Regions from separate parts of the Homo sapiens genome. Here region 2 is linked to region 1. A link is an interaction called in ENCODE POLR2A ChIA-PET data of the cell type or tissue named here. Cell type or tissue: CD4-positive, alpha-beta T cell. All regions are shown on one strand. Links, peaks and the distances in the headings refer to the core of each region. The heading gives the core; the rest is flanking DNA.

What was found. ChIA-PET counts read pairs that join two places held together with the same protein. Peaks named below come from ENCODE experiments on the same cell type or tissue, not always from the same donor. Only the 100,000 strongest peaks of a DNase experiment are listed, where the experiment ranks them.
Region 2: POLR2A ChIA-PET joins it to region 1 with 5 read pairs; 2 of 35 experiments call an interaction of 5 or more read pairs at or near these places.

Annotation. Positions count from the first base shown.
Region 1 is chr10:42,673,205-42,684,028 of GRCh38, forward strand. LINC01518 (long intergenic non-protein coding RNA 1518) reads right to left here. Exons shown (of 5, transcript NR_120659.1): 4 at 10,154-10,256; 5 at 1-1,153. Among named protein-coding and RNA genes, the nearest start is that of LINC01518, 13 kb to the right of the region's middle. In CD4-positive, alpha-beta T cell, for the core only: no CTCF peak of the experiment used is centred there; no DNase peak of the experiment used is centred there; H3K27me3 peaks cover 329 bases.
Region 2 is chr10:42,751,138-42,761,961 of GRCh38, forward strand. It overlaps LOC283028 (a long non-coding RNA gene), which reads right to left and starts at 4,066. Exons shown (of 1, transcript NR_136644.1): 1 at 47-4,066. LOC105378269 (a long non-coding RNA gene) reads left to right here and starts at 4,005. Exons shown (of 2, transcript NR_134498.1): 1 at 4,005-4,288. RefSeq lists a silencer at 4,624-4,918. In CD4-positive, alpha-beta T cell, for the core only: no CTCF peak of the experiment used is centred there; no DNase peak of the experiment used is centred there; H3K27me3 peaks cover 1,792 bases.

The DNA.
Region 1 (10,824 bases), core at 3,809-7,808:
GGTAGCACAGAAGTATACAGCGCCTTTGGTAAATGATGTGTAGTACAGTGGCTAGAATGTAGGTGTAGGATGGAAGTCCAATGTAGTGCCCGAGTGTAGAGGGCTTTGAATTTTATATGAAGGAGTCTGACTATTACAGCAGGTACTTGAATAATGTCATTTCGTTCAGTATCATTTCATTGTAATGTTGATAAGAAAAAACAATCAACTCCCAGCTGGCCACTTCCTGTGTGTCCTTTACACATTCTCCCCAGGTCCACATGGGTTTTCACTGGGTACTCCCAGTTTCCTCCCACATCTCAAAGATGTGCCCATTATGTGAACTATCATTTCTAAATAGTCCCCATTTGAGCTCTGTGTGTGTGTGTGTGTGTGTGTGTGTGTGTGTGTGTATGTACACTCTGCCATATGATGGCACCCTATTCCAGATCCAGGGCTGGTTCTGCCTAGCGCCCTGAGTTGCTAGGAGAGACTCCGGCCACCCATGACCCCTAGCTAGAATAGGTGGGTAAATAATAATCTTACTTGTTTTTATCACTGATAAAGGGAGTTTTTTCCTGCTTTGTATTAGTCGCAAAGCAAGAAAACCCAATCAGAAACAAGGCCAAGTGGGTTTTTTCCCTGCCTGGGATGGAGAAGAAAAGAGTTCTTGCTCTAAAGACACCCTTTCCCTGAAAAATGGAAGGCATGGAGTTTTTAAGAACTAGGTACGGGGAGGGAGAACAACGTTAGCATGAGCAGGGTGGAACTCTAGGTGCACAGGTTCAGTGCATATAAACATACATCTTTATACAACTCATGTCACAAAATGGCAAGATTTTCTTTGGCAGAGGGAATTTTAGTATCATAGTGATATGTTAATGATCTAGGCCAGAAGCGGTGGCTGACGCCTATAATCCCAGCACTTTAGGAGGCTGAGGCATGTGGATCACCTGAGGTGAGGAGCTCAAGACCAGCATGGCCAACATGGTGAAACCCAGTCTGTACTGAAAGAAAAATACACAACAAAATTAGCCAGATAAGTTGGCATACACCTGTTAATTCCAGCTACTCAGAAGGCTGAGGCAGAAGAATCGATTGAACCTGGGAGCCAGATGTTGCAATGAGCCAAGATGGTGCCACTGCACTCCAGCCTGGACGACCGAGTGAGAGTCTGTCAAAAAGAAAAAAAAAAAAAGTTATCTAAAAGCAACTAGGGCTCACCTGTTCGAGTTTGTGCTGGTTGGGGATCTTATCTCCTGGTATGTGGTCAGGGGTGGAGAAGCCCTGGTGCTGGTGGGCCAACTGGTTTCTTTATGCAGCTATGCCTACAAATAAAGAAACTAAAGAAACACAGTAATAAATAGATCTTTCCCAGTTATTTCATCAGGGTGGCCCTGGTAACATTTTTATTAATTTTTCTTTATCTTTTTTGGGGGGGGGGGGCGGTGGGGAGATGGAGTCTTGCTCTGTCACCCAGGCTGGAATGCAGTGGCACGACTTCAGTTCACTGCAACCTCCACCTCCCAGATTCAGGTGATTCTCCCGCCTCAGCCTCCCAAGTAGCTGGGATTACAGGCACGTAGCACCATGCCCGGGTGATTTTTTGCATTTTTAGTAGAGACAAGGTTTCGCCATGTTGGCCAGGCTGGTATCACACTCCTGACCTCAAGTGATCCTCCCACCTTGGCCTCCCAAAGTGCTGGGATTACAGGCGTGAGCCAACACGCCTGGCCTAATGTATGTAGAGCTCACATTTTTCTTAAATGTATGTAGAGCTCACATTTATTTCAGTATTTAATACTGGAAGTGTTTTAGGCCTTTCTAAGTTTGGTGATGTTCTTGTGACCAGAAATATGCCATAGAAACTTAACTATTTCTATCAATTAGACTATGGTAAGGTTGGCTTAATTGTAGGTCACAGTTTTCAAGAATGTATTAAATCCTCACACTAAGTGAGAACTTAACTGTATTCAGCAGGCAATGGAGAGTCAGGAAAGTTTAAGCAAAAATGTGTAATTATTCTACCAGAAAATATTTGATAAGACATAATTTTATGAAACATCAGGTTTATAACAAAGTTATTAAATTATGTACATATTAGGGTTGTGAAGATAAAGGCCACATAGGCCCATTTCAAGTCAACACATAAACATAGAAGGATGATTAACAAAATAAGCGTGTAGCTTATGCTAAATGTTGATTGGAATAGACAATAAATTATGGAGAACTTCACAGGATACTAAGCTTGGATGGGATCTTAGAAGTTTTACAGGTCAATGCCACTCCATCTACTGGCTGATTTGCACTAGTTTAATAAATGAACAACAAAGATAACATGTATCAGTAAAAGTTAAAATCATTTTATTGAATATCTGTCATGTCTGTGCCATTGTAGTGTACTAGGTGCCTTATACCACTTATGAGTCCTCTACTTACAAAACGCTTTTCACAAAATATGAGTCTCCAAAGTCAATGGCATGAATAGTTGTGGTCCAGACATATGATGTTTGTTTTTAAAATCTTTACACAGCCTTGTATCCTTTTTCCTTTTCTTCCTTTTACCCTTTTTAAAATGTGCTGAGTTTTATCTAAGGCTAACCTCTGTAATGTTGCTATATGCCAGTATTCAGTTACTGTGTTTGATGAATCATAAAATGGTGTGAAGCTTTAATTAGTGTTCTTTTTAAATAAAATGCTATTTATGAATGCATCCATCAAAATGCTTTTGATTTGGGTATTCACAAAATATTAGTTTTCTGTGGATCTAACAATAATGCAAAAATCCAAAATGAATATAAAATATTAGCTAATATATATTTCAAAGTATTCTACAAGTATAAAAACTATTGTATGACATTACTTTCATATATGTAAAAAATAATTTTTAGTCAACATAAACATACTCCTTATATCTAAACTTGTATTAATTCATTTAAGAGTTAATATAGTATTGTAAAGTCATCAAATATTTAAAAACAAAATGTATTTTGACTTAGAATATACATAAAATTAACTATTTTCAGCTGAGTCCAGTGGCTCATGCCTGTAATTCCAGCACTTTGGGAGGCCGAGGCAGGTCGACTGCATGAGGTCAGGAGTTTGAGACCAGTCTGGCCAACATGGTGAAACCCCATCTCTACTAAAAATACAAAAGTTAGCCAGGCTTGGTGGAGCGTGCCTGTTATCCCAACTACTCCGGAGGCTAAGGCAGGAGAATCACTTGAACCCCAGAGGCAGAGGTTGCAGTGAGCCGAGATCGTGCCACTGCACTCCAGCGTGGGTGACAGTGAGATTCCATATAAAAGTAGTAATAATAATAATAATAACAATTTTCTGTGAGTCCCAAGATAAAATAGCATTACAGAACACTGAATAATCCTGAGTTTGGTTTTCTTGGTTGCATTCTGCTTTATATTTAGTTTTGTTCACCTTGACCAGTGGGCTTGTGGTTCTTAGGTGCAACAGGGTTTTCATTTTTAGGTTCAAGATTTTAAAGCTTTAATGTGGTAATTTCTCTAATTTTTTTGACAGTTATTTCTCAGGTTACAAGTTAAAATAAAATTTCCATTTCACTGAAGTCTTTGGTTTATTAATGATTTCATGACTTAATATACAATGAGTAATAAGGGGTGCTACAAATTTTCAGAAATCAACACTAAATAACTTACTCATGGAAGCAAACACTACCTGTTTCCCAAACACCTATTAAAATACAAAAATTTATCAATAGTTTTTAAAAATAACTAAAAATGAGAATGAAAAAACATATATCCAGGTTAAAAAAAACTGTATTTCAATTAAATGACAAGTAATTTTTGGGGGGTCTCAGCGCTACTACAAAATTATTTGCTGTTTATTATAACTAATAAGACAGCTACAAAATAATTTTTTAAAATGAAGAAATAGTAAGTACAAAAAAGATATTAACAAATATTGGTATATTGGTGAAGGCTGGACTCAGTGGCTGTTTTCCAAAGTGGTTATACCAGTCGGGTGTGGTGGCACACACCTGTAATCCCAGCACTTCTGGAGGCAGAAGCGGGCAATCACTTGAGCTCAGAAGTTTGACCTAGGCTACATGGCAAAACCCTATCTCTACCAAAAAATGTAAAAATCAGCCACACATGATGACAAGTACCTGTAAGTCCCAGCTACTTGGGAGGCTGAGGTGAGAGGATCACTTGTGCCTGGGAAGTCATGGCTACACTGGCCATGTTCATGCCACTGTACTCCACCCCGGGCAACAGAGCAAGATTTTGTCTCAAAAAAAAAAAAAAAAAAAACAGTTGGTGACAATGTGGAAGAACTGGAACCCACACACATTACTGGTGGGAACATAAAATGGTGTCATCAGTTTGGGTGTTTCTTTTCTGGTCAATTGATTTTTTTAAAAATCAAGATATTGTCTCCCTATGTTGCCCAGGCTGGTCCTGAAGTCCTGGGCTAAAGCAGTCCTCCAAACTCAGCCTCCCAAATAGCTGAGATTAAAGGCATGAGCCACCATGCCTGACTGGTGTAACCACTTTGAAAAACAACGTGGCAGTTTCTCCAAGGCTAAATGTATAGTTATCACATAATGCAACAATTTCATTTCTGGGTGTAAATCCAAGAGAAGCAGAAATATATGTTCACACAAAAACTTGCATGTGAGTGTTCATAGCACCATTACTCATGACGGTTTATATGCAGAAACAGCACAAATGTCCATCAACTGATGAATGGCTAAACATAAACTATTATTCAGCAACAAAAGGTAAGAAATACTGATGCACACTATAACATGAAAGAAATTTGAAAACATTGTGCTAAGAGAAAAAAAAGCAAACTACAAAAGATCACATACTGTACAATTCTATTTCTATTAAAGGTCCAGATTAGGCAAAACTACAATAAAAGAAAATAAATCAGTGGTTGCCTATGAAGACACAGGAACGTGGGGGAAGTAGGAGGTAGCAGCTAAGAGGTGAGGGTTTCTCACTCTTAAGTGGGTAACTCATAAATGGGTAATCGCTTCTAAAAGTGACTGTGGTGATGGATGCACAGCTTCATGAATATTCTAAAAACTACTGAATTTCTCTCTTTCTTTCCTTTCTCTCTCTCTCCGTCTCTCTTTACTTCTTTCCTCTCTCACTCTCTCTCTTTCTCGACATGGTCTCCTTCTGTCACCCACACTAGTGCAGTACCGCCATCTGGTCTCACTGCAACCTATATGCCTTCTGGGCTTAAGTGATCTTCCAGCATCATGTCCTCAAGTAGCTAAGACTACAGGCATGAGCCACCATATCCAGCTAATTTTTGTATTTTTTCTAGAGATGCTGTTTTGCCATGTTGCCCAGGCTAGTCTCGAACTCCTGAACTCAAGCAATCCACCTACCTCAGCCTCCCAAAGTCTTAGCGTTATAGGAATTAGCCAATACACCCAGCCTGAATTGCACACTTTGATAAATGAATTGTGTGAGATGTTAATCATATTTCAATTAAATTATTATTATAAAAAGGGCCAGATGCAGTGGCTCACACCTGTAATCCCGGCACTTTGGGCGGCCAAGGTGGGCCAACTGCCTGAGGTCAGGAGTTCAAGACCAGTCTGGCCAACATGGTGAAACCACATCTCTACTAAAAATAGAGCAAAAATTAGCCAGGTATGGTGGCATGCGCCTGTAATCCCAGCTACTCGGGAGGCTGAGGCAGGGGAATTGCTTGAAACAGGGAGGTGGAGGTTGCAGTGAGCCGAGATGGCACCACTGTACTCCAGCCTGGACAACTGAGCTAGACTCCATCTCAAAAAAAAAAAAAAAAGAAAATGGGGGTTGAGCACAGGTGGCTCAGGCCTGTGCATAATTCCAGCACTTTGGGAAGCTGAGACAGAGAGATCACTTGAGGCCAGGAGTTTGACACCATCCTGGGCAACATAGCAAGATCCCATCTCAACAATAAAAAATAAAGAAGTTAGCTAGGCACGGGGGCAAACGTCTGTAGTCCCAGCTACTTGGGAGGCTGAGGTTGGAGGATTGTTTCAGCCCAGGGGTTTCAGGCTGCATTGAGACATAATCAAGCCACTGCACTGCAGCCTGGTGACAGAGCAAGAGCTTGTCTCTAGGAAGAAAAACAAAAGTAATGCAAGTTTTCGTCACCTTCTGAGAGTAATCGACTTTCAGGAGGACTAGAAAAACAAAAAAAAGGACCACTGAATGGTTGAGGGTGTGTTCCTGGTTAGGCTCAGTTGCTGGCTGAGTAGTATCTGAAAAATTAATTAGTAAAATTACAGCTCTAGGGATCAGTCATGCAGTCACCATAGCCAGGACTACAAGTGAGCATCACAACTCCCAGCTACTTTTTTTTTTTTTTTTTTTTTTGTGGAGACAGAAGCCTTGCTATGTGCCCAAGCTGGCCTCAAAACTCCCACCCTCAAGAGATCTTCCCACCTCGACAACCAGAGTAACTGATTCTACAGACACATGCCACCGTGTCTGGATAATTATATTTTATTATTATTTATTTGTGTAGAGAGGAGATCTTGCTATGTTGCCAAGGGTGGTCTCAAACTCCTGGACTTAAAACAATCCCCCCATCTCTGCCTCCCAAAGTGCTGGCACTACAGGCATAAGCCACTGCACCAGCCTGACTTAAGGTTTCCTTAATCTAGCAACCCATACTTCATATAATTGGGAAAGGCAGTACTGTTTTTTTTTTTTTAATTACTTAGTATTTCAACAAGAATCAACCATCTCTCAGGGCCAGGCACGGTGGCTCACGCCTGTAATCCCAGCACTTTGGGAGGCCAAGGTGGGTGGATCAAAAGGTCAGGAGTTCGAGAACAGCCTGGTCAATATGGTGAAACCCCGTCTCTACAAAAAAATGCAAAAATTAGCCAGGCGTGGTAGCAGGTGCCTGTAGTCCCAGCTACTCAGGAGGCCGAGGCGGAAGACTCTCTTGAACCTGGGAGGTGTAGGTTGCAGTGAGCTGAGATCTCCCCACTGCACTCCAGCCTGGGCAACAGAGCGAGACTCCGTCTCAAAAAAGAAAAGAAAAAAGAAAAAAAAAGAATCAGCCATCTCTCACCATTGCCATGACCCTGGTCAAAAACACTTATCTCCCATCTGGATGTTGCCACAGCTTGGCCTCCCTGCTTCTACCCAAATCTTCCCACAATCTTTCTCAACTCAGCAGCCAAGGGATGCTTTTAAATCAGGAGACAGATCATGTTGCCTCTCTGCTCAGAACCCTCCCACAGTTCCGATCTCAGTCAGAGTAAAAGCCAAAGCCCCAGCAAGAGCCTCCCAGAGATTACACAATCTTTACTGATCAGACACACCATGGAGTTCCCTCCTAGCATCTTTATCCTGTTGTTTCTGCCTACAATGCTCTCACCTCAGCACCTTGGCCAGTTGCTTCCCCCACTTCAAGTCTTTGATAAATTTTCACTTAGGGCAACCCTGGCCACTCTATTTAATATTGCCATCTGTCCCCATTCCTGCCATGCTCTTTTTTTTCCACAAAATCTCGCTGTGCCACTCAGGCTGGGGTGCCATGGCACAATCACGACTGAGACCTCGAACTCACTGGTGAAGCAATCGTCCTGCCTCAGCCTCTCTAGTAGCTAAAGACTACAGGTGCATGCCACCACACCTGCTAATTTTTTAAAAAATATATGGAGCATCACTATGCTCCCCAGGCTTGTCTTGAACTCCTGGGCCAAAGCGATCCTCCTGCCTCGGCCTCCTAAATACCTGGAATTATAGGTGTGGGCCACCAGCCCTGGGTTCATGTTCATTTCTTCTTGCTGCTGTTACAAACTGCCCTACATTGAGTGCCTTAATACACGACAAATCTACTACCTAACAGTTCTGGGAGCCAGAGTCCAAAATAGGTCAATTAAGGCTAAAGTCAACGTGTCAGCAGGACTGCATTCCTTCTGGAGGCTCCAGAGAGGATGGGTTCCCTTGCCTTTCTCAGCTTCTAAAAGCCACCCCCATTTCTTGGCTCATGGCCCCTAACTGCATCTTCAAAGCCAGAAGCGAAGCATATTCAAATCTCCCTCTCTGACCTCTGCTTCCATCATCACATCTCCTCCAATTCTGAGTCTCTTGCCTCCCTCTTTCTCTTATAAAAACCCTTGTGACTGCTGGACACAGTGGTCGTGGCTCACACCTGTAATCCCAACAGTTTAGGAGGTCAAAGCGGGGAAACACCTGAGGCCAGGAGCTCGACACCAACCTGGAAAACATAGTGAGATCCCCAACTAAACAACAAAAACCAAAAGAAATAAGAAAAGAAAAAATTGGCTGGGCATGGTGGTATGCATCTGTAGTTTCAGCTACTTGAGAGGCTGAGGTGAAAGGGTTGCTTTAGCCCAGGAGTTCAAGACCAGCCTCGGCAACGTAACAAGATCCCATCTCTAAAAAAAAATACAAAAATTAGCTGAGCATGGATGGTGTGCACCTGTAGTCCCACATACTTAGAAGGCTGACGCAGGAGAATTGTTTGAGCCCAGGTGGTTGAGGCTGCATCACTGCACTCCAGTATGGGTGAAAGAAAGAGACTCTGTGTCCAAAAGAAAAAGAAAAGAAATACACATCTGGTTTCTGCCCCTGGTCCTGGCACAAAGCTTCTAAAGTTCTCATAAAGTTCTCAGTGATAAAGTTGATAGGAGCATCTTTTGTTTCAATATTTGGTCTTAGTCCCAGGTTTCTAACACAAGACCCTCTAAGACCTTTGGGATCTCCACCATAGTAAGAATGCATTTGATGATGCTACTGAGATGACTGGGTGACTGAAAGCTCCCAGACAGCTTCAGGAGGAGGGCTGGTTGCCAGAACAAACCATGTGATTAGAGGCTTGAAACTTGCAGCCTCACCCACTGAGCTCCAGGAAGAAATAGTGGCTGAAGATTGACTTAATCACCAATGGTCAATGATTTTATCAATCATGCCTGTGTAATGAAGCCTTCAGAAACACCCTAAACAACAGGGTTTGGAGAGTGTCTGGGTTCCTGAACACAAGGGGGATACTGGGAGGGTAACATGCCCAATAGACGGCATGGAAGCTCTGTGCCCCTCTCCACATACCTTGCCCTGTGCATCTTTTTTCTTTCTTTTTTTTTTTTTTTTGAGACAGGGTCTGGCTCTGTCTCCCAGGCTACAGTGGCACAATCGTGGATCACTGCAACCTATGCCTCCCTAGCTCAAGCCATCCTTTCACCTCAACCTCCTGAGTAACTAGAATTGTAGGCACATGTCACTGCACCAGGCTAATTTTTATAAAATTTTTTTTGTAAAGATGAGGTTTCACCATGTTGCCCAGCCTGGTCTTAAACTCTTGAGCTTAAGCGATGCTCCCGCCACAGTCTCCCAAAGTGCTGAGATTACAGGCATGAGCCCAGCATGTACACCTCTTTCACTGGCTGTTTCTGAGATATATCCTTTACAATGAACCAGTAATAGAAAGTAAATTGGTGAGACCCAGTGGCTCACGCCCATAATCCCAGCACTTTGGAGGTTGAGATGGGAGGATAATGTGAGCCCAGAAATTTGAGACCAGCCTGGGCAACATAACAAGACCCCATCTCTACAAAAAATAAAAGAATATAGCCAGATATGGTGGTGTAGGCCTGTAGTCTCATTGGGAGGCTGAGGCAGGAGGATCACTTGAGCCCAGGAGTTCGAGGCTACAGTAGCTTTGATCACATTGCTGAATTCCAGCCTGGCAACAGAGTGAGACTATGTATCTCAGAAAAAAAAAAAAGAAAATAACCTGTTTTTCTGAGTTCTGCAAACTGTTTTAGCAAATGATTCAACCAAAGAAGGAGGTCATGAGACCCCAGTTTCTAACTGGTTGGTCAAAAGTACATGTAACAACCTAGGGTTTGCAACTGGCATGTGAAGTGAGGATAGTCTTGTGGGACTGAGCCCCTATCCTGAGGGGTCTGCACTAACTCCAGTTAGTGTGAGAATGGAACTGTGAGATACCCAGTTGGTATCCAGATTGTCCGAAAACTGGTGTAGAATCTCTGCATTTGGTTGGATGTATTTGACCACAGCTACTATTCAGGAAAAAGAACTACTCATTATAAAGAAAAAACCATAAAATTATATGTTCTACAAAAAACAAATCAACCTTAACTACAGCCCAGTCCTACTCAAATATAGACTGTTAGAACAAAAGGTCTCACCATGGACTCGAGAGCTGACATGAGGAATGTCACAAACATCCCGCTCTCTGAGAACTCCTCATCTTCAACGAGCGGGGGGACACTGCAACTTTGGCCATGATCCCTGCGCAAGAAAAGTAGTAAGAAAGTGAGTGGTAGAAATCCAGTGTCTTAAACCCATATCCAGAGCTGTGAGAGTTTTTTTTACCAGCTGGCTAATTTACACTTGTCTTGCATCAGAGGAAAATTAAGGCTCAGAAACTAGATATTCGATTTGTCCAAAACTCTCATCAGATACAGAATCCATCCGCTAACTTTCTATCTGGCATTATTTCCATAAAATTAGAACAGTATCACTCCCAAAATAAATCCATATGGCACCCAGCATCAATGCATTTCTCCCAAGTAAAATAGGAGGCAAGGCGCTTTACAACCCAGCGACGGGCTACCACAACACAGGAAAGAGGTGCCAACCTCCCTTTCTCCCCTGCACAACCCAACACAAAAAAGAGTGGGTGCAGTGGAATGAGGCTGGGTGAAGAGAAGTTCCTCTTCTTAGTGAGAAAATAGATCACAGGGCATCAAGTAACATGTAAAAGTCTCTATAATAAGGCATTTTTTTGAAAACGTTTTCTAATATTTTGGTATCAAGAAAACCCTCAGATGAATTTCAAACACCATAAAAATACAAT
Region 2 (10,824 bases), core at 3,981-7,980, 78 kb after region 1:
TAACCTCAGATGTCAAAGAATGCATTTATCTCTGAAAACATTTGTATTTTTTTGTCACATTGTACTTTATTTAAAGGTGGCCACAGCATTAAAGTGTCAGTTCATTTTGTACAACCAGAAATGGAAAATGAGTCAGTCAAGCTGAAGCAGAAGTTTCTAACAAAGTCTAAGGCATAGTTCTATATAACTAATAATAAGGATACAATATTTGGCTTACTGAATTCCCAAACTGAGGTCACTAAAATTTAAGAATATCTACCAAAACTTAAGCGAAATCTCAGAGAAACTTTAAAAATAACATTTTATTTTTGATATTTCAAAATGTTTCAATCAATATTCTGAGCCTAAATGTGCAGGTGAGTGCTTTCTCCATCTTTGCACATGTGAAGTGCGCCTGAACCATAGCCCCATATTTCTCAAACACCATCACACTCATAGAACAGAAAGGAAAGGGTAGTTTCACCAGCTAGCCCCCACAAGCCACTCCCTGGGGTCCTCCCCAGCACCTGCTAAATTTGGGAGGCCTGATTTCAGGGGGGTGGATAATGAACTGGCAAAATAAACCCAAAAGAATCGTAATTACAAAGACCAACTCAGGTTCCAGTTAGACAGCCCATACCAGTGCTTTTGATGTTAGCTGCGGTTAAGGGGGCAGGAAAGGCTCCCACTCTATGGTCCGTGGCGTGGTCAGCTCAGCGCTGCCACCTTGGCGGGCTCCATCTCACCATGACCCTCTCAATCAGGCTGATGGTGTCTCCTTATGCCAAGTGGAAGGAACTTCAATCAAATTCTGACACGACCTGCAAATCCTCTCGGGCCCTGGGCTACTGGTTAGGCCAGTAGGGCTGTGTATCAACCGATTAAACCCATTAATAACTGGCAGCACAGCACGGCCTCCTTCTCAACAAATTACGATGCCGATCCCGGAATCAGCCATCCAGGCCCATGGTCTTTTGTCCTTAAGCTTTCAAAACGCCTCCCCTGCTTCATGCTTTCTAGTCTTGAGGACTTGGCTTCAGCGTGCTTCTGAATTGCCGCTCCCTCTGGTTGACAATTCTTTTTTTTTTTTTTTTTTTTTTAAGACGCGGTCTCACTCTTGTTGCCCAGGCTGGAGTGCGGTGGCGCGATCTCGGCTCACTACAACCTCCGCCTCCCGGATTCAAGCAATTCTGCTGCCTCAGACTCCTGAGTAGCTGGGATTACAGGCGCCCGCCACCACGCCCGGCTAATTTTTGTAGTTTTAGTAGAGACGGGGTTTCACCATGTTTAGGCAGGTTGGTGTCGACCTCCTGACCTCAAGCGATCTGCCCGCCTCAGCCACCCAAAGTGCTGGTATTACAGGCATGAGGTCCCGCGCCCGGCCGACAATTTACACTGTTCTCCAGTTGGGGCGGAGCGGGAGACACTATGGAGCCCACCTCTGCAAGAGGCAAGGCTTGGCGAAAGGCAGAGACCCCAACCATGGGAAGGTGCACTTTGGGCACCGAACTTTAGGGAAAGCGCTCTGGGTCAGGCGTCTCCTCCAGAGTGGTCAGTTTAGAGTTAAAAAGGCCGCCTTCAAAATAGTTTTAAAATCTATACATTTACCCAGACATACACATTTTTCGAGACAGGGTCTTGCTCTGTCTCCCAGGCTGGAGCGCAGTGGTGCGGTCGCAAGCCATCTTCCTGCTTCAGCCTCCCGAGGAGCTGGGACCACAGGCCCGCGCCACCACGCCGGGCTAATTTCATTTCGTTTCGTTTGTTTTATTTTCGTTTGTTTGTTTTGTAGGGATGGAGTCTGACTGTGTTGCCCAGGCTAGTCTTGAACCTCTGGGCTCAAGGGATCCTCCCTCCTCGGCCTCGCCAGGTGCTGGGGATTCAGGCTTGAGCCTCCACTCCCGGCCCTATTAATTATTCTTAATTAAAACATTTCAAGGACGCAGTGTTTGGGGCCAGCGCGGCGTTTGCAGTGGCTGCTCCAGCCTCGAGGCCGCAGGTCACCGCGCGGGCCCCGTGCCTACTGGCCCGGCAGTCCTGCGGGTCAGCTCAGGGGAGTGCTCTGGAGAGCCCTGAGCCCACCTCCTGCGCCCCGCCCAACCTCGGGTCCCCAGGCCCAGCCTCTGACACGCCGCTCCCAGCGCGGCCACGCCACAGCTCCGGGCTGCGCTCCCCCAGGCAAAGGCGCCGCCGGCGCGTCCAGCGCGGCCTCCTCCTCCAGGCGGCGCTTGTGAGTCAATGGAAAAGTCCTTGGCGAACTGAGCAGCCGCCTAGTATATCTCTGAAGCCTCCTGCGGAGACTTCACGGCTTGTCCCAGGAGCTTCTACAACAGCCTGGCATTGAGAGTAGAGTTGTAATATTTTCCGCCAGTTTTTCCCAGCCCGGCCCCGAAGCGTCTGATCTTAAAGTCCACGTATCAGACTCCGGGGGGCGTCCCTGCAAGAGCGCCAGGTCCCCGACACCCACCAGGGAATGAATCTGCGCCCAGGTCCCCGACACCCGCCAGGGAATGAATCTCCGTCCCAGGAGAAGGGCGTGGCGAGGGGAGAAGCAACAACCACAGGACCCGTGACAGTGGCCAAGCCTTAGAGGCCCCGCATGCCTGCCAGGCGCCCGAGCCCACGCAGTCCAGGTTTCCCCATCCGGGCGGGAACCAGCTGTTTCCCCTGCACGGGCGAGGGCGCTGGGGTCACCTCCGCCGACGCCAGGCGTGAGCTCCAGAACCCGCTCCCAACCGCCCGGTCCCGTGAGCGCGGGGAGCCTGGCTCTCGCCTGACAATAAAGAAATCATCACGGACAGAAGGAAAGAGGAGCGAGGCTGGGAAGGGAGCGGCTTTAATCCGGGGTCCGCCCCCTTCAATTCTCCAGCGCAGCGGCCCCGAAAGTGGGGTGGGGACGGGGATTGAGGCTGAGCTCGCTTCTTCCTTGTTTTCCGGGTCTCGCGCCTCTGAAGCGAACTGGGCCTGGAGGGGTGCTGGGGATCGAGGGAGCGGCGTTGGTGGGTGACCGAGGGAAAGGTGGGGCCAGCCCCTGGGCACCGGTCGGAGGAGGATTACGAGGCGGAGCCGCTGCCTGCCCGCGCCTCACCCGCTTGGTCCACCCAATAGCTCCGCTGTAGACTCGCGGCGGCAGGAGCGGCGGGCCAGATGGTGATTACAACCCGGGGCGCTATCCCTTTGGAACCTGACCCCCAACTCCGCTCAGTAACCGGATTTCCGGAAGCCGCGACCTCGAAGCCCCCAGCGTTTCTCCACCGACGGCGGGGCCGGGGCTCCTGGAAGCCTCGGAGCCGCAGCTCCAGCCTGCAGCGCACGCCTTGGCCCCCAGGGAGCAGAGAGGCAGAGTACCCCCCTGCATCCGGAGCATAGCAAGCATGCCCCAGGCTGAGGACCTGCGACTTGGTGGGACTTCGGTGCCCGCCCCTCCGCCACTACAGGGAGCAGAGGCGGCTCTGGAAGTCGGTTTAGTGCGGAGACCGCGACCGGAGGAGCGCAGAACGCTCCTCCCAGCGTCCTGGGCTCCGCAGGCACAATTTTTAAACCAGAGGCGAAATCCGAGTCCCGCCGCCCTCCGGGGAGGGAGCGTGGCCGCCTAGCCGAGCCCCTTCTCTGGCTCCGCCCGCTTTTGCGCCGCGAGGCCGCCTGGTGAGTTCCAGGGCCCTGTGGTCCCCCAGCCGCCGGCGCTCTCGGGTGTCTTTTGGCCGCGGCAGGAACGGAGCTGGGCGCTCAGACGGCGCCGGGGTCGTTTCTGTGCCCCCGCCCGGTGGCCGGAGCCGCAGCCTTGCCCCTTCCCCACTGGGGCAGCGCCTGCCTTTCTCGCGGCCGGACCGCGCCGGAGTCCCAGGCCCCAGGCAGCCCGGGCCGCAGCTGTCATGGAGAAGCCCGGCGCGTACTTGGGGTGCCCGGCAGGAGCCCCGGCCGCCTCGCGCCCTTCTTCTCACCCACGACTGTGGCCGGCGGCGGCCTCTGCTTCCCGGACAAAGCTGGAGATGCTGCTGCGGAGTCGGCCCTGGGACCTGCTTCTTCTCTTGGCTCCGGGGCCCGCAGCCGTCGGGGCCCGGAAGGGCTCCCCGGGGCGTTCCCTCAGGAGCGGTGGCCAGGGCTGATGGGGCGTGTACGACGCGGGACCCCGAGCCCGGCAGCAGCCAAGTATGGCAAGGACCAGCGCGAGCATCTCCCCACTGCGGCCGGGGACGGCGTGGGGTGGGAGCCGACCCGGGACATCCAGGTGGGATCGGCCACCGCTCAGGCGCTGTCCCAGGCGAACGCCGCCAGGGGCAGGCTCAGCACCGCCCAGGCCGCCGGCTCGGTGAGCGCAGAGAGGGGCCCCCGGTTTATGCCAAACGCGTGTCTTCTCCAACCTCCTCCTTAAGCCCCTGTCTCATAGGCTGGTTCCTGTCTCTCTCCAGTAGTTCCTGGGTGCCTGGGAGCAGAGACGGCCCATTCTCCCCAAGCTCAGCTGCAGGCTTCAGTGACCTGGGCAAAGTGCGGTTAACCCTGACCACCTTTTGGGGAGGAAGGCCGGTTGCTCCCCTAGCCTCCACTGTGGCACTAGGAGGCAAGGGTAGCCAAGCTGATCGCCGGTTTCATCTGTACCCACCCCCACCCCCACAGGTGTTGAGATGGGCAGTGACAGGTGGGTTGGCAGCCGGACTGGAGTGGCATGGCTAACTGCCCTGGGCACCATATTCCCTGCCTGTCACCACTCCTGGCTGCCCAAGTAGCAAAGCAAAGTTACAATGACAAGATCCAGAGAGGGGAGGCTCCAGCTGGAGATGGCGCTGCTGTCACAGGCCACCTGAGCAACAATGTGACAGCTTCTCATGGGGGCGGGATCTGTCCCCAGTCCCTACCCCGCCCTGGCTTGATCCTTGTCGGTGTCTATTTCTTTGCCTTGCTCTTATCTCAGCCTGGCTTCCCTTCCAGGATGTCAGCTCTGAGTGTCTCTTGGTCCACGCTTGTCTCCATCTCTCCTTTCTCTTCCCCACTCCCTAAACTCAGGACCCAGTCACTCCTGCTCCTTACACACATACACACCCACACTAACATACATGCACTCTCACATTCACTCTCGTTCCCCCCCCACACACACACTCCCACCCTACCTTAGACAGGAAACAAGTTTCCCTCCCAGAACCCTTATAAAGACCTGTGGGGAATGACCGGGATCTGGGCCCCCCGTAGGTCTGTGAGTGAGCCTGTGTGTGTGCAAAGGTGTGAGCCTGTGAGCATCCATGTGGCTGTGGAATTTAGAAAGCATGTGTGTACACACGTGAGTGTGACAGTGAATTGTTGAGAGTTGAAACTGTACATTTGGGGTCAGTGTGGTCTTGGTCATGTGGGCACACAGGTGAGCTCCGGCTAGGGTGGAGGGATGTGAGTGACTCGGAGTGTGGAAGCTGAGCCCAGGGCAGATGGACAAATACATCCTTTGAGCTCCTATGGAGGCTGCCACCCCATACCTTGCTCACCTACTCCCTCTTTGTCATCCTGGGTTCCGTCAAATCAGGATGGGGTGCAGGAAGGGGGAGTGAAGCTGCTGACCTCTGGGAAGGGGCCTGCACGCTCCTTGGGCCTGTCAGCCACTGATCTGTTCCATGTTCCTATAAATACTTAAAAATCCTAGCTGCTGAGGAGGAAGACATCCTCCACCAGCCAGCTGGGGGTCCTGGCCTGGAAGCTGGTGGGGAGGGAGCTAGGGAGCAAGACACATGGGGGAGGGGAGGGGGGATCGCATCAGCGAGGCTGGCATCAGGGACTCCTGAGTTCCGCTCCTAGTTTTGCCAAAGGTTAGCCTGGGTGCCCCAGTATGTCTTCATCAGGAACTGCAGAGCCAGAAATACCATCTATGCCTCTGTCCCAGGAAGCAGCCCTACCTCTGCCTGAAGAGAGAGACTCCCCCGTCAACAGCCAGCTTTCTGCCTTCTAGTCACGTCTCTCAAGTAGGGGTAAAGAGAGGGGTATTCTTGCTTTTTTTGTAGTGGGGAGCGTCTCACTGTATTGCCCAGGCTGTTCTCTAACTCCTAGCCTCAAGTGATCCTCCTGCCTGTAGCTCCCAAAGCACAACAATTACAGGTGTGAGCTGCCACACCCAGCAGCTTCTTACTCTTTAAACGCCAGACAAAATTCTTCTGGAGTTCCTGGAGGGGATTGTCTCTTTGAACTGAAAATCTTTCCCAGGACACCTTTATCAATCCATCAGGCTCTTTCTGGATTGGAGACAGAAGAAACTGCAGTTCAATGACCCCCTTTGCAAGAGCCCCCTCTGCAGCCGTTGAGGGGAGCGAAAGCATTTTCATCTGGCCTCACCCCCATCTGCAGCCAGCTCTTTCACTTCTGGAGCTGGGCTTGTTGTGATAACCTGGAAGAGGGGGAATTAGTTGGGATGACTCACTTGCTGGAGCCCATCAACACTAGACCAGGCTTGTGGCCAGATGCCTGGTTAACCAGCCCAGGAGAGCTTCCTTTCTCAGGAAGAGAATGATTATTGATCCTCTATACCCATTGCCCAGGACAGTGTCAGGCACACTATAGGCCCTTGGGCATTTGTGTGGCATCATCAGCATTACGCCTGTATCACCAAGTCAAGCTTTCCCAATAGCAGTTGGTGGCAAACTCCAACTCCTAGTGTCAGAAGGCATCACAAAGCCCAGATGTCCTGGGCCTCCCAGCTCAGGCAAGCCTAGCGTGGACACAGAAACCCTTGACACTGAGCCAATATCTCTTCCCCCTGTATGGCTTGAATTTCAGATATATTGATGTTGAGCCCTTCTGGCCGGCAGTGGGACTCCCCTTGGCCTTACATAGGTAATGCCTATATCCTGGCCTGGGCTTTTCCAAGAAGCCAGACTCTGGGAAGGACCTGGAGTGGAGGAAAAAACAGGCAGAGGGAACCCCATGAGGGGTTCTGGCTGTGGAAACTTGCCCCTAATGGGGCATCAAAGCCAGGCACGCAGGGGCTCCTGCTCTGCCAGAGGTTTGAAGTCAGGACTACAGCTTCCCATCTTACTCTTGGGATACAAATCAGCTGTTTTCAGATGAGAGAGTCTGAGGTTCCAATTTTATAAGATGAGAAGGGCTGAGGTGATGCCCATTGTGCCACTTGGCTGAGTCCAGAGCTGTGATGAAGAGGGAAAAGTCACAGGGCAGGACAAAGAAGGGGACTCAGGGACCCGGGAGTTTTCCTTGGCAGAAGTCAACTTGCCCCACCCCTGAGAAAACTCTGACCTTCTCAGCTGCCAGGGAGGAAAGCAGGGACTGGGGAGAAGGGGACAGGGAGAGGGAACAGTCTGGTGCTCTGCGCCCTGGGAGAGAAGTCTGATGACAGCAGTGACTCAGGAAGGGTTAAGAATATTCCTAAAATAGCCAAGCCACAGCTTAAGCCAGTCCATGAATGCCTCTTCCAGAGAGCAGATCTGTAGCAGGAAAAGTCAGCCTGATCTTTGCCCCACTGCCTGCTGCCTGGCCCTGGCTGCTAATTAAGCCTCCCACCCTGTCCCCTTCACCAACTCCTGTCCTAATGGCGATGGGGTAGGAGTAGTCAGAGGAGCCAAATCTCCCAGATCAACAGAGAACTCCAGCTGGGACCAGGAGCACTGGGCCCAATGCCTCCCCTCCCCCATCCACACTCCTGAGTCAGGTAGAGGACATAGGGGGACAGACAGGCAAAGTGCAGGCCTTCTGCATGGGATGGAGGCTGCCAGGAGAGAGCAACCAAATTCTCCCACCCACACATATGCATCGCCAGCCATGATCAGGTGGGACCTCCAAGATCATCATCAACTACTACCTTCTCCTAGCTCTTTGTTCCCTTTTACTTAGGGCATCTTGGAGTGAGATGCACAGGGAAGGGTCGAGGGAGCCCCTTCATGAACAAACCATATCTTTGTTTCAGGGGCAGGACTGGGTACATAATTTGCAGGACCCGGTGTGAACTGAAAATGGAGTCATTTGTTCAAAAAATGTTAAGAATTTGAAGGCAGTGACAACATAGCATTAAACCAAGTTCAGGTCCCCTCTGAATGTGGGGCTTTTGCCATTGCACAGGTGGCACCTCTATGAAGCCAGCCTTGTTTAGGGGTTTCGTTTAATGAACATTTACTAAGTGCCCACTGCTCAGCTCTTCTGGCTCTGTAATATGGTCTGGCTCTGTGTCTGCACCCAAATGTCATTTTGAATTGTAATCCCCTCGTTTTGGGGGAGAGACCTCATGGGAGGTGATTACTTCATGGGAGTGGTTCCCACGTGCTCGTCTCGTGAAAGTGAATGAGTTCTCACGAGATCTGATGGTTTTATAAGTGACCTTTCCCCTCTTCGTTTTGCACTTCTCTCTCCTGCTGCCACATGAAGAAGGACATGTTTGCTTCCCCTTCCACCGTGATTGTAAATTTCCTGAGGCCTCCCCAGCCATGTGGAACTGTGACTCAATTAAACTTCTTTCCTTTATAAATCACCCAGTCTTGGGTGTTTCTTCACGGCAGTGTGAAAGTGAACTAATACACTCTGTGACCTCAGAGACTCCCTCTCAGTGACCCTGTTCTCAAATGAATGAAGATGGGTGCTCAAAGATCTCTCTCTAAACATGGAACGGGGGCTATCTGAAGACACAGGTGATTAATTTCTAATCATAACTAAGGTCTGAGTCTTGAAGACCTTCCTCTGGAGCCTCATTAAATTTAGTTAATCTAGATGGGTCCAGGTGCTGCAGGTAATTACCCTTGTCTTGTCTCTTGCAAAATCATGGAGGTTTGGAGAGTTCTTTTAGACCCCCTCTCACATGGAGGTTTGTTTTCTTCTTTTTTCTTTCCTGCAAGGACAAAGTGAATTCTGTGATGGTTTGTGTAGCGTTTTTTAGTTTATTGCCAAAAATTGAGGCTCAAGTTAGTAGACTACATTTTTAAATGAAACTTTCTAGACAAAGAAATGCAGCTGAAACTGTTCCTTTGATACCAGTTTCCAAATCTGCACAGAGTTGATAGCAATTTTTTCTCTTTATCTTTCCCTGAATTGTATATATTCATATAAATGCTCTTAAATTATTAGTGCAACAGGGTGGATTGTCATTACAGAGAACGTCCTTAGTATAGAACATAAATCTTCCCACTGCCAACTGGGCTCTGGTCACAAAGCACCCAGAGCTGGCCTTTAACTTCCACTTCTTGATTCTTTTCCTTACCTTTTCTATTTCTAGAATGGCTTTGTCATTTCACTTGTCTGTCTGGTAATATCCTCCTCCTGTAAGAATCAACGAGTTCTTGATACATATTGGTCTAAATTTGCCTCCTGTTTGAACCTTTTTCCAGTTTTCCAGGCAAGGTTGATTTATCTGTCTTCTGTGTCTCCATAACAATCTTTCCAAGCATAATACAGTAAAAAGAGAGCTGATTCATCATGTCCTCTCCGTTTCCCTCTGGAGACTTGGGAGCTGATGTGAGGGTACAGGTATGTCCCTGTATAAGCTCTTTGGTCGCCTTTGTCAGTTTAGCACAGTTCTCGGTATATAATTGTTCTCAGGTGCCATTAAACTGGACCTGAATAACTGAAGGATCGAAAGTGTTCAGGAATCACCCAGGATGCTTCAATAATTCATCCTAATTAGGGATATGGGGAAACTGCATGAGAAAGAAGTTTTTTTTTTTTGAACTTTGAGGATAAATTAAAATTCAGTAGGCAGAATGATAATATATGTTGATAATTTTTATTTTAAAATGTTCATTTTTACCATTTTGATATAATAGTTTATTTTTTAAGAAAAAGGCAGAAACCCCTGCTTATTAGAAGGCAGATTTTATTGATTTTTTACCCCTAGACTTGTTGCATATCAAACCTATATAAAAATATCTATAAATCAAATCATTAATTGTGCCTCGTATAATAATTCTATATATGGATGTAATGTTTGATTCTTCAGGAGCTTTAATAACTTGAAGGCGCTTTGATTGCTTTAAAATTATTTCTCATTGTATTTGTTTATATTGTATCGTTAAGCAAAAGTACAGAGTAAGCAATTAGTGTGATTAATTCCTCTTCTATAATACAGTAAAGCACTGCCTCCCTAGACCAATTCTCTGGGATCCCTGGAAGACATCTGGCATCCAGCAAGTCTTTACCCCTCTTTAGAAAGCCGTGGAGAAACTGGGGGCAATTCTGTTACTTATTTGCCCTCTAGAGGCAATTCCATTAATTACCCTCCCTCACCTATCCATGGCACTATTTCTTCAGTTACATGTAGAATGCTGTTATGTGTCTCCTGGCCAGACCCTTTATTTCACAGATGTGGAAATTGAGGCCATGAAGGATGAGGTAATTGTTCAGAGTCCACATGACTAGTTACTGCCCAGAGCCTGGCCTGGACTTCTCTCTTGTTCTGAGGCCTTGAGTTCTCTCCCTCTTCTTTAGTGCATATGACCAGAGGTAACATAATCTGCGTACCAGATGGTTATTTTCCATCTTTTTTTGTTTGCATTATAATAGCCATTTTAATGGGTATGAAGCTGTACCTCACTGTGGTCTTGCTTTCCATTTCCCGTATGACTTGTGATATTGTCTGCACATATTTTAATGTTTATACACTAACAGAGCTGATTACTAGGGGTGTGTGCGTAAGGGGAACTGTGTGGCTGCTGAGTGGCTTCCCTGTGGGATGATCAGCCAGAACCCGCTATTGTATTAGGGGAATCCCCAGATGTCACCGTCTATGGGTCTTTTTCAGTTTTTATGGGTACATAGTAGGCATATATATTTATGGGGTACATGAGATATTTTGATACAAACATACAATGCATAATAATGACATCAGGGTAAATGGGATATCCATCATCTCAAACATTTATCATTTCTTTGTAT